Regions from separate parts of the Homo sapiens genome. Here region 2 is linked to region 1. A link is an interaction called in ENCODE POLR2A ChIA-PET data of the cell type or tissue named here. Cell type or tissue: GM12878. All regions are shown on one strand. Each heading gives the region's core, and the rest is flanking DNA. Links, peaks and the distances in the headings are about the cores only. Region 1 overlaps LINC01841 (long intergenic non-protein coding RNA 1841). Region 2 overlaps CACNA1A (calcium voltage-gated channel subunit alpha1 A).

Region 1 (8,328 bases), core at 196-8,195:
GACAGGGTTTCGCCATGTTGGCCAGGCTGGTCTTGAACTCCTGACCTCAAGTAATCCACCCACCTCGGCCTCCCAAAGTGGGGGGTTTACAGGCGTAAGCCACCGCACCACCCGGACAAAGCTGAGGTATTTGACAGTTACCACCCATCCTACACTGAGGGCTGTGCCCTGGGCACTTCTGACCTGTCCCACATGTGGGCCAGGAGAAAGCCCCCAGGCAGAGAGGTGTAGGTAGCACATGCTGTTAGTATACACTAGCCCAGGGCTCAGCAACATCTTTCTGTAAAGGACCAGATAGTAAGTACTTTCAGCTTTGCAAGCCAGACATTCTCTGTTGCAACTACCGATTTTCCTTGACTTACAATGGAACTATGTTCCAATAAACCCACTGTAAACTGAAAACATCGCTGAAGTGGGAGGATCACTTGTGCCCTGGAGTTTATCAGCCTGGGCAACATAGTGAGACCCCATCTCTACCAAAAAAATTAAAAATTAGCCAGGTATGGTGACACATGCCTGTAGACCCAGCTACTTGGGAGGCTGAGGTAGAAGGATCGCTTTAGCTGGGAGTTCAAGTCTGCAGTGAGCTGTGATGGAACTACTGCACTCTAGCCTTGGGTGACGGAGCAAAATTCTGTTTCAAAAGGAAGAAAAGAGAAGGGGAGGGAAGGGGAGGAGAGAGGAAGGAAGGGAAAAGGTAAAGGAAAGGAAAAAGGAGAAAGGAAAGAGTCACAAGTTGAAAATACATGGAATACACCTAACCTAGTGAACATCACAGCTTAGCCTAACTTACCTTAAACATGCTCAGAACACTTAACATTAGCCCACGGTTGGGCAAAATCATCAAACACAAAGCCTATTTTAAAATAAAGTGTTGAATATCTCACATAATTCTTTGAATACTATACTGAACGTGAAAAACACAATGTATGGGTCCCCGAAGTAGGGTTTCTACCAAATGTGTATCACTTTCACACCATTGTAAAGTTGAAACATTGTCAGTTAAACCATCGTTAAGTTGGGACCATCTGTATTTGGTTCTGTCCTTGAGTGAAAGCTGCCCCAAACGACATGCAAACAGATGAGCACAATTGTGTGCCAATAAAACTTTATTTACAAAAACAGGTGGTGGGCCATCCCTAAGTCAATTACGAGGGAGGGAATGGAGCATTAGATGGATTTGGACCAACCAGGGCTGACCCGCTGAAGCACGTGACCACTCAGGATGGAAATAGATTTGCCCTGCTGCATCTTCCTAGCCTGTTCTCTCAGGGCAGCTGCCCTCGACAATGAGGTCTGCACAGCCTCACAGCAGGTCCCAGTCCCAATAAACTATGTCCCAAGAAATGCACTTGGCTCTGGGGTTCAGTTTGGCTTTTTTTTTTTTTCTCCACAGACTGCTGATGGCTGGAACAGGAGCTTGGCACCTCCACCCTGACCCAGACACAAGCCTGTCTGTCCCACTCAAATCGAGCTGGCCAGAGACTACAACTGTGTTGGTTCCCAAGACATAGAAAAGCCAGAAGAGGTCGGGCGCAGTGGCTCACGCCTGTCAGCACTTTGGGAAGCCGAGGCAGGCAGATTACCTAAGGTCAAGAGTTCAAGACCAATCTGGCCAATGTGGTGAAACCCCATCTCTACTAAAAATACAAAAATTAGCTGGGTGTGGTGGTGCACCTACAGGCCCAGCTACTCGGGCGGCTGAGGCAGGAGAATCGCTGGAATCCAGGAGGCAGAGGTTGCAGTGAGCCGGTATCACGCCACTGCACTCCAGCCTGGGCGACAAGAGCTAAACTCCACCTCAAAAAACAACAACAACAACAAAACAAACAAACAGAAAACAAGCCAGAAGAGATGGGGAGGAACTGGAGTGTGATCTCCCATTCCATTAACCCAGATCTGGGACTACCAGGTGGAACATTCCAAACATATCATTTTTTATTTTCTCTCTCCCTCTCTCTTAAGGCACATCTTCCAATACTCTGCAGTCATTAAGCAGAATGAGGCAGGTCTGGATGTGCTGATTTGGGGAAGGTGTCCACAGTATATAATTAACTGGAAAAAGCTATCATGGAACTGTGTGCCTGCAACGATCCCTATTTGTGAAAGTAAAAGGAGGATATTCGTATCGACTCTGGTGTGCAAATAGAAAATGCCAGGGCGGATACACCGGGCAGCTCTTAGCAGAGCTATATTAGGGGGAAGGGAGGAGCTGAGAGAGAGACTCCATTCAATATGCTCCCCCTCCGATAGGGTTTGAATTCCTTGCGTTTTATCATGAGCATGTATTGCTTTTCTAAGAAAAGAAATCCACCAGGTGCGGTGGCTCATGTCTGTAATCCCAACACTTTGGGAGGATGAGGTGGGAGGATTGATTGCTTGAGGCCAGGAGGTGGAGGTTGCAGTGCGCTGTGATTGCACCACTGCACTCCAGCATGGGTGACAGAGGGAGATCCTGTCTAATTAAAATTTAAAAAAAAAATTAGAAAGAAAATGAAGGCCAGGCATGAGCCACCACTTTAGGAGGCCGAGGCAGGCAGATCACCTGAGATCAGGAGTTCGAGACCAGCCTGGCCAACATGGTGAAACCCTGTCTCTACTAAAAATACAAAAATTAGTTGGGCATGGTAGCGTGTGCCTTTAATCCCAGCTACTTGGGAGGCTGAAGCAGGAGAATTGCTTGAACCCACGAGGCAGAGGTTGCAGTGAGCCCAGATCGCGCCATTGCGCTCCAGCCTGGGTGACACAGCGAAATTCCGTCTCAAAAAAAAAAAAAAAGGAAAAAAAGAAAAAGAGACACTGCCTCTAAAAAACAAATAAGTCTCTCTCTGTCTCTCTCTTTGTGTGTTTCTCTCACGCCTGTGGATTCTGTTTCTCTGGAGAACCCTGACTAACACAGCAGAACTTTACAAATTGTCTCTCTAGTCTGCAGCTACCCATTTTATAGATGAGAAAACTGAGGCCCAGGGAGGGGAATGGCTGCTCAGGGCCTCTGGAGTCCAGGACGCTTTCTGTTCCAATCCCACAGCCTCCCCCTTCCCTGTTTCCCATTGGAAGGAGCAAAAAGGGTTTAAACAGCAGAGAGATAAGGGAAGATCTAGAATCAGCTCCTCCCCTGGCTGGCTGGGTGACCCGGAACATCCACTCGCCCACTTGCCCCCTGGGTACCAGGCCCTGGGTTCAGTACCACAGAATCACTAGTGAGAAAGTGACTTCCTTTACTGAACTATCAATCCCTCTAATCCCTCAAAAAAAGCAAGTCTCAGGCTGGGCCTGGTGGCTCACACCTGTAATCCCAGCACTTTGAGACGCCGAGGCAGGGGGATCACCTGAGGTCAGGGGTTTAAGACCAGTTTCGCCAACATGGTGAAACCCCCTCTACTAAAAATACAAGAATTAGTGAGGCGTGGTGGCACATGCCTGTAATCTCAGCTACTTACGAGGCTGAGGCAGGAGAATTGCTTGAATCTAGAAAGTGAAGGTTGCAAGGAGATTGCACTATTTCACTCCAGCCTGGGTGACAGAGTGAGACTCTGTCTCAAAAAAAAAAAAAAAAAAAGCAATTCTTAGAGAGGTGCTAGCTAGCATGATTTTCACGCCCCTCCGATGCTTCCCAATCCAATTTTTTTTTTTTTTTTTTTTTTTTTTAGCCAAAAGAGCTGGTCCCAGCCTTACAGTCTTGACAAAGTATAGGGAGAATGTCATGATACTCTTTGCACTTTCATTATTTTTATTTTTCATTTCTTTTTTTTTTGAGACAAAGTCTCGGCTCTGTCACCCAGGCTGGAGTGTGGTGGCACAATCTCAGCTCACTGCAACCTCTGTCTCTTAGGCTCAGGTGATCCTCCCACCTCAGCCTCTCAAGTAGCTGGGACTACAGGTACATGCCACCATGCCCGGCTAATTTTTGTAGAGATGGGGTTTTGCTATGTTGCCCTGGCTGGGCTTGAACTCCTGAGCTCAAGCGATCCTCCACCCTCAGCCTCCCCGAGTGCTGGGATTATAGGCATGGGCTACTGCACCAAGCCTCATTTTGTCTATTTTATACTTGTTTGTGGCCACTCGTGGTGGTTTTGCATTCATGGCCATGAGAGAACATTCCTTTTGTGAGTGAGTTGGGTTAAGTTTCAAACCGAGTTAGTCCATTTTAGAAATAAAGTAAAATCGCTTGTGTGTAGCCTGGGACCCTGAAGAGCTTGCACCCAGCCACACTGGCCACACTGGCAGACTTACACAGCTGCATTCTGGAAGCAGTTCTTCAGCAATGGGGCACCCTGCAACTCAGCCTTCAGACACCTGGTCCCTTTTATTACTATTCTTTCTCTTTCTTTTGCTTTCCTTCTGTCTCTCTCTTTTCTTCCTTCCCTTTCCTTTCTTTCTTTCTTTTCTTTCTCTCCCCCTCCCCTCCCCTCCCCTCCACTCCCATCCCCTCCTGTCCTCTCCCCTCCCCTTCCTTTCCCTTCCTTTCCTTTCCCTTTCTTTTTCTTGACAGAGTCTTGCTCTGTCGCCCAGGCTGGAGTGCAGTGGCTTGATCTCAGCTCACTGCAACCTCCACCTCCCGGGTTCATGCCATTCTCCTGCCTCAGCCTCCTGAGTAGCTGGGACTACAGGCATGTGCCACCACACCTGGCTACTTTTTTTTTGTATTTTTAGTAGAGACGGAGTTTCACCATGTAGCCAGGCTGGTCTCGAACTCCTGACCTCAGGTGATCCACCCAGCTCGGCCACCCAAAGTGCTGGGACTTCAGCTGTGAGCCACCGTGCCTGGCTCCTTTTTTCTTTTTTTAGAGATGAGATCTCTCTCTGTTGCCCAGGCAGGAGTGCACTGGTGTGATCACAGCTCACTGCAGCCTCAAACTCCTGGGTTCAAGTGATCCTCCCACCTCAGCCCCCTGAGTAGTTGGGACTACAGTTGCACGACACCACACACGACTAATTTTTAGAATTATTTTTTGTAGACATGGGGTCTCACTCTGTCGCCCAGGCTGGGAGTGCAGTGGTGCGATCTCGGCTCACTACAACCTCCGCCTCCTGGGTTCAACCAGTTCTCCTGTGTCAGCCTCCCGAGTAGCTGGGATTAGAGGCACACACCACCACGCCCAGCTAATTTTTGTGTTTTTGTATTTTTAGTAAAGATGGGGTTTCACCATGTTGGCCAGGCTAGTCTCGAACTCCTGACCTCATGATCCACCCACCTCAGCCTCCCAAAGTGCTGGGATTATAGGTGTGAGCCACCGTGCCCAGTTAGCTTCTTGTATTTTTACCGGGCGCATCTGTCTGGCCTGCCTGCTGTGTGCTTGCCAAGGTGATGCGTTTGGGAAGATGGACGGAAAGTGATGAAACCAGGGGACCCTTGGGCTGCCTCCAGCCCAGACCTATTTGCTCTATTTTTATTTTTAGAGGTGGGGGTCTCACTCTGTCACCCAAGCTGGAGTGCAGTGGCATGATCATGGCTCACTGCAGCTTTGACCTCCTGGGCTCAAGTGATCCTCCCACCTCAGCCTCCTGAGTAGCTGGGACACAGGTGTGTGCCACCACACCCAGCTAATTTTTTTCTTTTTCTTTTTTTGTAGAGATAAGGTCTCAATATGTTTCCCAGGTTGGGGTCTCAAACTCCTGGCCTCCAGTGCTCCTCCTGATGCAGGAATAAGCAGGCCCCCAAAATTGGGGCTTAGGCTGGGTGGGTGACTCATGCCTGTAGTCCCAGCACCTTGGGATGCGAGGCGGGTGGATCATTTGGACCCAGGAGTTCGATACCAGCCTGGGCAACATAGCAAGATCCCATCTCTACAAAAATTACAAAAATTAGGCGGGTGTAGTGGCACAGACCTGTACTCCTGGCTACTTGGGAGGTTGAAATGGGAGGATCATCTGACACCCAGAGGTCGAGGCTGCAGAGAGTCGAGACTGCACCTCTGCATTCCAGCCTGGGTGTCGAAGACCCCTTCTCAAAAAAAAAAAAAAAAAAAAGCCAGGTGCAGCGGCTAATGCCTGAAATCCCAGCACCTCAGGAGGCCATGGTGGGTGGATCACCTGAGGTCAGGAGTTCAAGACCAGCCTGGCCAACATGGCAATATCCCATCTCTACTAAAAATACAAAAATTATCTGGGCTTGATGGCATGTGCCTGTAATCCCAGCTACTCGGGGAGGCTGAGGCAGGAGAATTGCTTGAACCCAGGAGGCAGAGGTTGCAGTGAGCTGAGATCGAACCACTACACTCCAGCAGCCTGAGCTACAGAGCGAGATTCAGTCTGAAGAAAAAAAAAAAAATTAGGGCTTAGCCCTGGAGGGTTCTTAGATTCACCCAAAAAGGAATTCAAGGGAGAGCTGGTGGTGTTAAACAGAAAATTTAGTGAAGAATCAGGGCTACCCAAAAGGCAGTGTGCCCAGAGTAGCAGCTCAGAGGTGCTGCTGTATTCACTCATATTTATATCCATTTTTAATTATATGCAAATTAAGGGGCAGTTTATGTAGAAATTTCTAGGATGAGAGTGGTAACTTCCAGGTGGTTGGGTAGTTGCCATGGAAAGGGGCGGGGAATTCCAGGTGTTGCCATGGTAATCGTAAACCGACATGGCACACTGGTGGGCGTGTCTTATGGGGAGGTGCTACACACACACACACACACACACACACACACACCTACACACACCTGCTTTAGCTAGTTCTTTGTTTGTTTTTGGAGACGGAGTTTTACTCTTGTCTCCCAGGCTGGAGTACAGTGGCATGATCTCGGCTCACTGCAACCTCTGCTTCCCAGGTTCAAGCGATTCTCCTGCCTCAGCCTCTCGAGTAGCTGGGATTAGAGGCGCCTGCCACCACACCCGGCTAATCTTTGTATTATTAGTAGAGACGGGGTTTCACCATGTTGGCCAGGCTGGTCTCGAACTCCTGACCTCAGGTGATCCACCCACCTTGGCCTCCCAAAGTGCTGGGATTACAAGTGTGAACCACCGCATCTGGCCATCAATTTGGTCCAGTGTCTGAACTTCACCTCCAGAGTCCCTTCCAGCCTCCTACCTCACTCCTACCTTGGCCTCCTGAGTAGCTGGGACAACAGGCTTGCGCCACCATTAACCATATAATTTTAAAAAAGTTTTCTTCTTTGTAAATATGGGGTCTCCCCATGTTTCCCAGACTCCAAACCTATTTCCTAACCTTTATCATTATCTGCTTCTGTGGGATGCGAATGGAAGTGAGGTGTGCTACATTCAGGCTTTTAACACCTCCCACCTGCACCTTCTAATTCTTCCTTTGCATCTGCTGGCTGGACAAAGAGGGTCTTGTGGGGCCTCTGAGTCACTGGAAGAAGGTGAAGCCACAATATAGCCGGCGTCTGGTTCCCAGGTGCGGCAGCGTGATGTGAGTGAGAAAGTAGCCTTTAGTGCATTAAGCCACTGGGATCTACAGGTTGCTCGTTACAGCAGCTGGCGTGTCCTTGTTCTAATACACAGTTTGTCTTTTATTTTGTTTTTGGATTTTTTAGGGACGGAGTCTTGCTCTGTCCCCCAGGCTGCAGTGCAGATCCTCTCGCCTTAGCCTCTGGAGTAGCTGGGACTACAGACATGGGGGCGCCACCATGCTCAGCTTGTTATACGTTTATGTAGAGATGGGGTCTTGCTATGTTGCCCAGGCTGGTCTCAAACTTCTGGACTTAGGCGATCCTCCCATCTCAGCCTCCCAAGTAGCTGGGACTGCAGGTGCATGCTACCATGCCCGGCTAATTTTTAATATTTTTTTCTGTAGAGATGGAGTCTTGCTATATTGCCCAGGCCAGTCTCAAACTCCTGGGCTCAAGCAATCCTCCCATCTCAGCCTCCCAAAGTGCTGGGATTATAGGTGCGAGCCACCACGCCCAACCAGTTGCTCAATTCTTATAACAGCCCTTGGAGGTAGGTTCCATTGTTAGCCCCAGTCTTATTTATTTATTTAGATGGAGTCTCACTCTGTTGCCCAGGCTGGAGTGCAGTGGCACGATCCCAGCTCACTGCAACCTTCGCCTCCTGGGTTCAAGTGATTCTCCTGCCTCTGCCTCCTGAGTAACTGGGATAACAGGCACAGGCCACCATGATTGGCTCATTTTCTTTTTTGTATTTTTAGTAGAGACAGGGTTTCACCACGTTGGCCAGGTTGATTTCGAATTCCTGACCTCAAATGATCTGCCCACCTCGGCCTCCCATAGCCCCAATCTTTAAATGAGGAAATTGAGGTGCAGAGAGGGTCGGCCACTCGCCAAATGGGAAAAGCTAGAATTCTAACCCAGACCATTTGCCTTCAAAACCTACCCTGACCACCACAGTAACCTGTGATAAGGTGCAACTCAGAGG
Region 2 (8,328 bases), core at 84-8,083, 1.0 Mb after region 1:
CTAAAAATACAAAATTAGCCGGACGTGATGGCACATGCCTGTAATCCCAGCTACTCGGGAGGCTGAGGCAAAAGAATTTCTTGAACCCGGGAGGCAGAGACTGCTGTGAGCTGAGATCACGCCATTCACTCCAGCCTGGGTAACAAGAGAGAAATGCCATCTCAAAAAAAAAAAAAAAAAGTAAATCTAACAGAAACCAGACAATGTTGTTGCCTTCAAGCTGGGCTCTTTGTTAAAAGGAAAATTACTAAGTGTTAGGGAGGTGTTAAAGGCCTATTAGCATCTACCTGAGGCTTCCTTTCTCGCAAAAGCAGAGCGTCTGAAAGATACGTGGAAAAGAAACTTAAAGTATAATAAAAAAGAAAGAAAGAAAAAGAAATGATTATGCCCCTCTGAGATCCAATTATTTAATCTGTGCCCCTGTTCTGCCTAAAATTATCTCAGTGACTGTCCAACGTGTGTCTCACACTTGGGGGCACAGCCTTGAGATGATAATGATGATGTTAGTTTTAAAAAGAAAAAAAAAGGTTCAGAGTTCTGAATCCTGGAGTATATCTCTGCCTAGCAGGCTAAAATACAATTATCGTCTTTGTTCCCTGAAAAATGAAAAAAATGGAGTCCTTTAAAAAGCAAATGGTGTGAAGAATGATGTTTTTGCACTGGATACTGAGACCCATCGTGATGGGGGTCTCTGGGGCAGCTCTGCTCATGACCTGGGAGGTCACTGTAGGGAGATGTTTTCTAGGTGACCTCCCCACCCAAATACTCCAACCGGAGGCATTCACGTGTCCTGAGACCACACGCCAGGCGCAGGCTAGGGGCTAGGACAAGAATCAAGATTAAAGGGGAAATGGCCAGGTGCGGTGGCTCATGCCTGTAATCCCAGCACTTTGGGAGTCAAGGCCAGTGGATTACTTGAGGTCGGGAGTTCGAGACCAGCCTGGCCAACACGGTGAAACCCTGTCTCTACTGAAAATACAAAAATTAGCCAGGTGTGGTGACTCATGCCTGTAGTCCCAGCTATTCGGGAGGCTGAGGTGGGAGAATCACTTGAACCCAGGAGGCAGAGGTTGCAGTAAGCCAAGATCATGCCACTGCACTCCAGCCTGGGCAATAGAGCAAGACTCCATCTCAAAAAAAAAAAAAAAGATTAAAGGGAAAATGAACACAGAGAAGAGTAGATTACACTGTAAGCCTTTGAAGAGTTTTCTGTCTAAAACCAGAGACCGAAGAAACAAACAAAGATTAACTCCGAAATAGCACATAGGAGCTGGCAGGAGCCAGAGGTAGGCAGTCAGGAAATGCTGTCGGAGGGAGCAACAGGTAATTTGGGCTTTGAGGACCGGGTAGTTCTGTGACTGGAGAAGTGGAGGAAGGGCATTTCTAGCAGCGGGAACAGTATATGCATAAGCAGACAGAGGCAAAAGAATGTGGCTGGGGCTTGAGATATGTAGCCATAAATGGGAATGCAAAGGTGAAGGTAAGTTGGACTAGATTTTCAAGAGCATTGAATGCCATGCCCAGAAGTTTGCACTTGCTCTTCTGAGAATTCACGTGCTCCAGAAGAATTCTGAGCAAGAGAAAGAGTGACAAGGTCATTGGCTTTAGCCACTGTGTGCATAAAACATGGAAGAAAAGGCAGGGAATGAGGAGCAAGTTGGGAGACGGGTGAGGGGGGATGGCACCCAGGAATGGATGGCGGGATGTTAAGGAAGGTGACCCACTGGGGATGGGGATGGGGATAGAGGGCAGGCAGTTGACCATGACTCTCAGGTTTCTGGTGTGGACAACTGGATGGGTCATGAGTGCCATGAACCACAAGCTATTCATGGTCCCACTCAATACCCTCCTCTTGGGGGGCCTGAGTCATGGTTGGCCAAGGGTGTCATGGCATCTCTGGGGTCTGCATTGCTAAGCTCAGTTCCAACAGACCTTGGACTGAACTTCTGTGCAGTCCTCTCTGGCAAAGATGGGCTCAGAGACCCTTGGAGCAATGCAGCAGAGACCATGGCAGCAGCCACATCAGCATCTGAAAACAGCGGCACCCGGTTATTTTCCCTCCTTCAGACTCAGGGAATATGGTGGGGGAGGGGAGATTTGGTATAAGGGCCACTTTAAGTATCTTCCAGAATCCCATTGGAAGGGGGAGAAAATCCCATTTTTTTAAGAGCCCACTGATACCACCTTTAAAAAGAATACACAGGGGGCCAGGCGCAGTGGCTCACACCTGTAATCCCAACACTTTGGGAGGCCAAGGTGGGTGGATCACCTGAGGTCAGGAGTTCAAGACCAGCCTGGCCAACATGGTGAAGCCCCATCTCTACTAAAAATACAAAAGTTAGCTGGGCATGGTGGCACGCACCTGTAGTCCCAGCTACTTGGAGAGGCTGAGGCAAGAGAATCACTTGAACCTGGGAGGTGGAGGTTGCAGTGAGCCAAGATCATACCATTGCACTCCAGCCTGGGCAACAAGAGTGAAACTCCATCTCAAAAAAAAAAAAGAATACATAGGGGACCACTAAACTCCTAGACCAAGGGCTTTTTTGAAAATAGCTGTGACCAGGTGTAGTGGCTCACACCTGTAATCCCAGCACTTTGAGAGGGTGAGGAGGGCAGATTGCTTGAGCTCAGGAGTTTGAAACCAGCCTGGGCAACATGGTGAAACCTCATCTCTACAAAAAGACAAAACAATTAGCCAGGCGCAGTGGCGTGTGCCTGTAGTCCCAGCTACTTGGGAGGCTGAGGTGGGAGGATGGCTTTAGCCCAGGAGGCGGAGGTTGCAGTGAGCCGAGATCGTGCCACTGCACTCCAGCCTTGGTGACAGAGCCAGACCCTGTCTCAAAAAAGAAAAAAGAAAAGCTGTGCAGAAATGGGGGTGGGGAATCAGCCAACCCCCTTGTGCTGGGTCTCAGGGACACCCAATACAGCTGCTCAGGCCCAGCCAGATGGCAAAGGGCCCTCAACCAACCCTGGGACCAGAACCACAAAAAGCCACGTACTTACTGGCTCCCGAGCCCAAGCTTAACAGGTGAAATGGACCACTCTTCACCAGGAAGGGCAGGGCTGTGCCAAGCTCACCCCAGACTTCTAGGCCTGGGAGGGTAGGGTCCCATGGAGCTGTGGGCTGCCCCCTACCCAACCTGACCTCTGCTTCCTCTCTTCCCTTCTTCCCACCTAAACATTCCTCCACAGTGGCAATAGCAAAGGAAAAGACATCAACACGATTAAATCCCTCCGAGTCCTCCGGGTGCTACGACCTCTTAAAACCATCAAGCGGCTGCCAAAGCTCAAGGTGAGATTGGGAGATGGTGGGGTGCGGTGGGGGGGACTGTCAGGGTTATCATGTACAGCTGAGCAGGTTGTACACTGCTCAAGGACAACACATTAAAGGAGGTGCTGATAACATCCTAGCCATCGTGTATGGATATTTGTATTATTACAACTTCCCAGCAGATGGCAGTAAAGTGAGCTGACCTAAAATAATCTGTGTATTATGGCAGTTTTTCTTTAGATGAAGTGTCTTGGGGTTAAGATCCTTTTTCCTAATTCGCATGAAGGCATCATATGGATTTAAAAGGGTATAACCGTGATCTGGGAAGCAGGAACTAGATTTCTTGTTCCATAAAATTTTGACTTTTCATCTACCTATTCTAGGCTCTAGTATCTCCCATTCCAAAATAGCATGAACCAGCATTTCCCAAAAGCCTGTCATTCAAAAACATATATATATATTAAGGGAAATAAAATCCAGTCATTAGAGCACCCACTTTCACTCTATGCTTCACCTGGGGGTCCCCAGTATTATCTCTTATGTAATATGTTTCTTTAAATCAAGTCACACCCGTAATCCCTGCATTTTGAAAGACCAAGGCAGGAGTGTTGCTTGAGCCCAGGAGAATGAGACCAGCCTGGGCAACATAGTTAGACTCTGTCTCTACTAAAAATTAAAGACAGAAAACAGATACTGTTATGGAAATCTAACCAAATATGGCTGCCTGCCTAAGGCTTTGTGCATTGACAACTGCTCTTTCTTGGTTAAAGAGGGAAAATGTCAATGGTAGGTGTTAACATGGTAGCAACTAAGTAAAAATTTCTCCTTCACTCAAAAGGATTGAGAGAGTTGGAAAGGAAGTAACTTTGTTACCTTGTTTTTCTGTGTTGGGCTCCTGTATCACTTAAAAGCATCTCTGGTATCCCATCTGGGAGTTTTAGATCCATAGAATGCCAGGATTGAGTCCAACTCCTCCAACGCTTATTTCTGAAAGCTGGGGGGACCTTACCCTAGTGACTTGACTTATGACCTTGCCTGTAAAATGGGAATGATCATGGCAGTATTTTGGTATGATGGGCCACTGGAGGCAGAAGGTTGGGCAGGTCCCCAGCCCCTCATGCTCTCTGTCAACTCCACCCCACAGGCTGTGTTTGACTGTGTGGTGAACTCACTTAAAAACGTCTTCAACATCCTCATCGTCTACATGCTATTCATGTTCATCTTCGCCGTGGTGGCTGTGCAGCTCTTCAAGGGGAAATTCTTCCACTGCACTGACGAGTCCAAAGAGTTTGAGAAAGATTGTCGGTGGGTCTCCACTTTCCAGCACATTCCCATTGGAACCAGCAGGTGGGCAGGGGGGAAGTGGCTAGAGGCATTGGCCACTTGGGCTCAGAGACTGGAGAAGTGATGAGCCTTGGAAGTGACTCAGTTGCAACCAGCTTGGATCTTGGGTAGAAAGAAAACCGGTTTTAGAATTTGAGTCACCACCCAGAGCCACAGAATGAGTCATAAGCAAATTGATTGACCTTTCAGCCACCGCCTTTGTCATGTGAGGGATATTAATACACATCCACAGTTCCTTACTTGAAATCGTTACAGGCAGATGTGTTTCAAAGTTGAGAATATTTTGAGATTCCCATGTGGGACATGACACCCTCAGCTGGGTCTAAGGCAGCCCTATAATCAAACACAATATTTCTGCCATAAAATGTGTAACTATTTACATCAAATGGGGTAAATAACAAGTATAAAGAGCTTCATGTCCAATCAGATCAGGTTTCATTACCAAATAAGTTAGGTAAGAGGCCAGGTGCAGTGGCTCACACCTGTAATTCCAACACTTTGGGAGGCTGAGGTGGGAGGATCACTTGAGGCCAGGAGTTGGAGACCAGGTTGGGCAACATAATGAGAGCCCATCCTACAAAATAAATTTTAAAAGTTAGCGGGGCATGGTAGCACACACCTGTAGTCCCAGCTACCCGGGAGGCTGAGGCGGGAGGATTGTTTAAACACAGGAGTTCAAGGCTGCAATGCACTATGATGGTACCACTGCACTCCAGCCTGCGTGACAGAGTGAGACCCTGCCTCTCAAAAATATATACATATAGGCCGGGCGCAGTGGCTCATGCTTATAATCTCAGCACTTTAGGAGGCCGAGGCGGGCGGATCATGAGGTCAGGAGATCGAGACCATCCTGGCTAACACGGTGAAACCCTGTCTCTACTAAAAATACAAAAACCTAGCTGGGCATGGTGGCAGACGCCTGTAGTCCCAGCTACTTGGGAGGCTGAGACAGGAGAATGGCGTGAACCCGGGAGGCGGAGCTTGCAGTGAGCCCAGATTGGGCCACTGTACTCCAGTCTGGGCAACAGAGCCAGACTCCATCTCAAACAAACAAACAAACAAACAACAACAACAAAAATATATATATATATATATGTATATATATATATGTACACGCACACACACATATGTATTATATGTGTGTGTGTATATATATGTATGTGTATATATAGTGATATTGTTACCAGTGTAAAGTGGCATTTTGCAACACATGGTAGCCTGTTGTTATCTTGATGGCTATTTATTGAAATTAGGAGGATGCCAGATGTCTGGATAGGAGTCTGGAACTAACCCTTGTTTCCTGCCTTGAAAAGGAGTAGCAACCTCCCTTAGCCTGATGAACCTCTAAATGTCCCCTATGTCTCTCTGCCTCCTCCTAAACTCCCTCCACCCCACCCCCAGCAAGCCTGAGGCTCTCACCCTGAGGACTAGAAGTTATCACGTTGGAAGAGGGTGCTGGACCCTGGGTCAGCTCTCCCACCAGGAGTAAGGTTGTGCCATCACCCATGGATTTATCTCAAAGTAGATGCACACGTCATCCCCTATGAAGCACAGGAACACATGGTGGCAGGATGGGGAGTCACTGCTTCCCAAGCAGTCTAGGCTGGTGGACCACTCTTCCTTTCCCTCCCCCTGTCTCTGATAACCAAAGACAAGTGCAAGACAGCCCCTCTTTCCCATTTACTAACAGTCCCCACTCTCTGTGGCAGAGGCAAATACCTCCTCTACGAGAAGAATGAGGTGAAGGCGCGAGACCGGGAGTGGAAGAAGTATGAATTCCATTACGACAATGTGCTGTGGGCTCTGCTGACCCTCTTCACCGTGTCCACGGGAGAAGGCTGGCCACAGTAAGTGGCCCGACTGGAAATCTATCCAGGAGGAGCCCTGGGGAGCAGGAGGATAAAGGGCCTGAGAGCTTAGCAATAAGAAAGGTCTTGGAGGCCGGGCATGGTGGCTCACGCCTGTAATCCCAACACTTTAGGAGGCCAAGGCAGATGTATCACTTGAGGCCAGGAGTTTGAGATCAGCCTGGCCATCATGGCAAAACTCCATTTCTACTAAAAATCCCAAAAAAAAAAAAAAAAAAAAAAAAAAAAAAGCTGCCAGGCATGGTGGCTCACACCTGTGGTCCCGGCTACTCAGGAGGCTGAGACACGAGAATCACTTGAACCCAGGAGGCAGAGGTTGCAGTGAGCCGAGATTGCACCACTGCACTTCATCCTGAGTGACAGAGCAAGACTATGGCCTCCCCGCCTTCAAAAAAAAAAAAAAGTGAGGCTGAATCATGGACTTAGTCTTTATTTAAAATTTTGAGCCACTTGTGGTGGCTCATACCTGTTATCCCAGCTACTCAGGAGGCTGAGGTGGGAGGATCGCTTGAGCCCAAGAGTTCAAGGCTGCAGTGAGCTGTGATTATGCCATTGTACTCCAGCCTAGACAACAGAAGGAGACCCCTATCCCTGAAAAAAAAAAAGAAGAAGAAATTGATATTTGTTCATCATGGACTTTTTGCATTAATTTTGATTTTTTAAAATATTGGAGCAAAAGATTATCTTGATTACTGAGATTTTCAGTACCCCCTTAATTTGCACCCAAAACAAATGCCTCCCTCCCTCACCTCGTCCAAGTAATGGTCTTTCTCTCAGAGGTCTTGGAAATGCCAGGCTGGAAGCTTGGTAGATTCCAGCATGTGCCCTCAGCATCCTCACCTCCCTCCCTCTCTCAGCAAATATGCCAACCTGAACATGCCCTACTACCCACTCTCAGACACATCCAGTACTCACACATGTGGGAATAATGCTAACCCACAAGGCACCTTTGAGCAAAGTTTTTTTAAACACCTTTCTCAACAGACTTCATTTCCATCTGTCTGAAAATCATCGCAATAGACTTAAATGATTTTGTTCAAACAAGGCACTGAAGGACCACCTGCCAAAAAATTGTCATCATGAATACACAAATCTATCATGCCTATCATGTGAAGGTATCGCTTAGACACAGAGCCTTTGAGCAGTGTGCAACCTGCACTACTGTACAGAGCTGCTGTGCACTTACCCACTCTCATATATATCCCCATTGTACCTCCTGAGCACCCAGCACCACCTGTGCTCAAATACCCACTCTACATGCATACACCCACCTCTACTCCCTCCATTGCCACAACCTGTCTTTAAATCCCAACTTGGCCACTTATAAGTGGGTGGTCTTCAGCACGTCCCTTTAAATTGCTGAACCTCAAGTTCCTCATGTGCAAAGTGGAGCCAGTAATAACCTCCCTGGGAGGGTTGCTGAGCCGGTGGGGATGAATTGTTGAATATTGTTTCCAGCACACAGCAAGCCCTTCATGCACAGCAGTAGAAATGACTGACATTGGCCAGGCGTGGTGGCTCACACCTGTAATCTCAACAGTTTGGGAGACCGAGGCAGGTGGATCACCTGAGGTCAGGAGTTCAAGACCAGCCTGGCCAACATGGTGAAACCCCGTCTCTACTAAAAATACAAAAAAATTAGCCAGGCTTGGTGGCGCATGTCTGTAATCCCAGCTACTTGGGAGGCTGAGGCAGGAGAATCATTTGAACCCGGGAGGCGGAGGTTGTAGTGACCCAAGATCACGCCGTTGCACTCCAGCCTGGGCAACGAGAGCGAAACTCCATCTCAAAAAATTAAAATTAAAATTAAGAAATAACTGACATTGTTGTCAGCCTTTCAAAAAA

Evidence for each region. ChIA-PET counts read pairs that join two places held together with the same protein. Peaks named below come from ENCODE experiments on the same cell type or tissue, not always from the same donor. Only the 100,000 strongest peaks of a DNase experiment are listed, where the experiment ranks them.
Region 2: POLR2A ChIA-PET joins it to region 1 with 5 read pairs; 1 of 35 experiments calls an interaction of 5 or more read pairs at or near these places.

What each region holds. Positions count from the first base shown.
Region 1 is chr19:14,298,744-14,307,071 of GRCh38, reverse strand. LINC01841 (long intergenic non-protein coding RNA 1841) reads left to right here. Exons shown (of 4, transcript NR_134908.1): 4 at 1,397-1,614. Among named protein-coding and RNA genes, the nearest start is that of LINC01842, 31 kb to the left of the region's middle. In GM12878, for the core only: no CTCF peak of the experiment used is centred there; a DNase peak (open chromatin) is centred at 3,391; H3K27ac peaks cover 542 bases.
Region 2 is chr19:13,257,698-13,266,025 of GRCh38, reverse strand. CACNA1A (calcium voltage-gated channel subunit alpha1 A) reads left to right here. Exons shown (of 47, transcript NM_001127222.2): 25 at 3,193-3,292; 26 at 4,416-4,576; 27 at 6,325-6,462. Among named protein-coding and RNA genes, the nearest start is that of IER2, 110 kb to the right of the region's middle. RefSeq lists enhancers at 4,651-4,880, 4,089-5,288. In GM12878, for the core only: a CTCF peak has its summit at 3,461 (motif pointing right); DNase peaks (open chromatin) are centred at 3,440, 4,492 and 4,775; H3K4me3 peaks cover 684 bases; H3K27ac peaks cover 1,495 bases.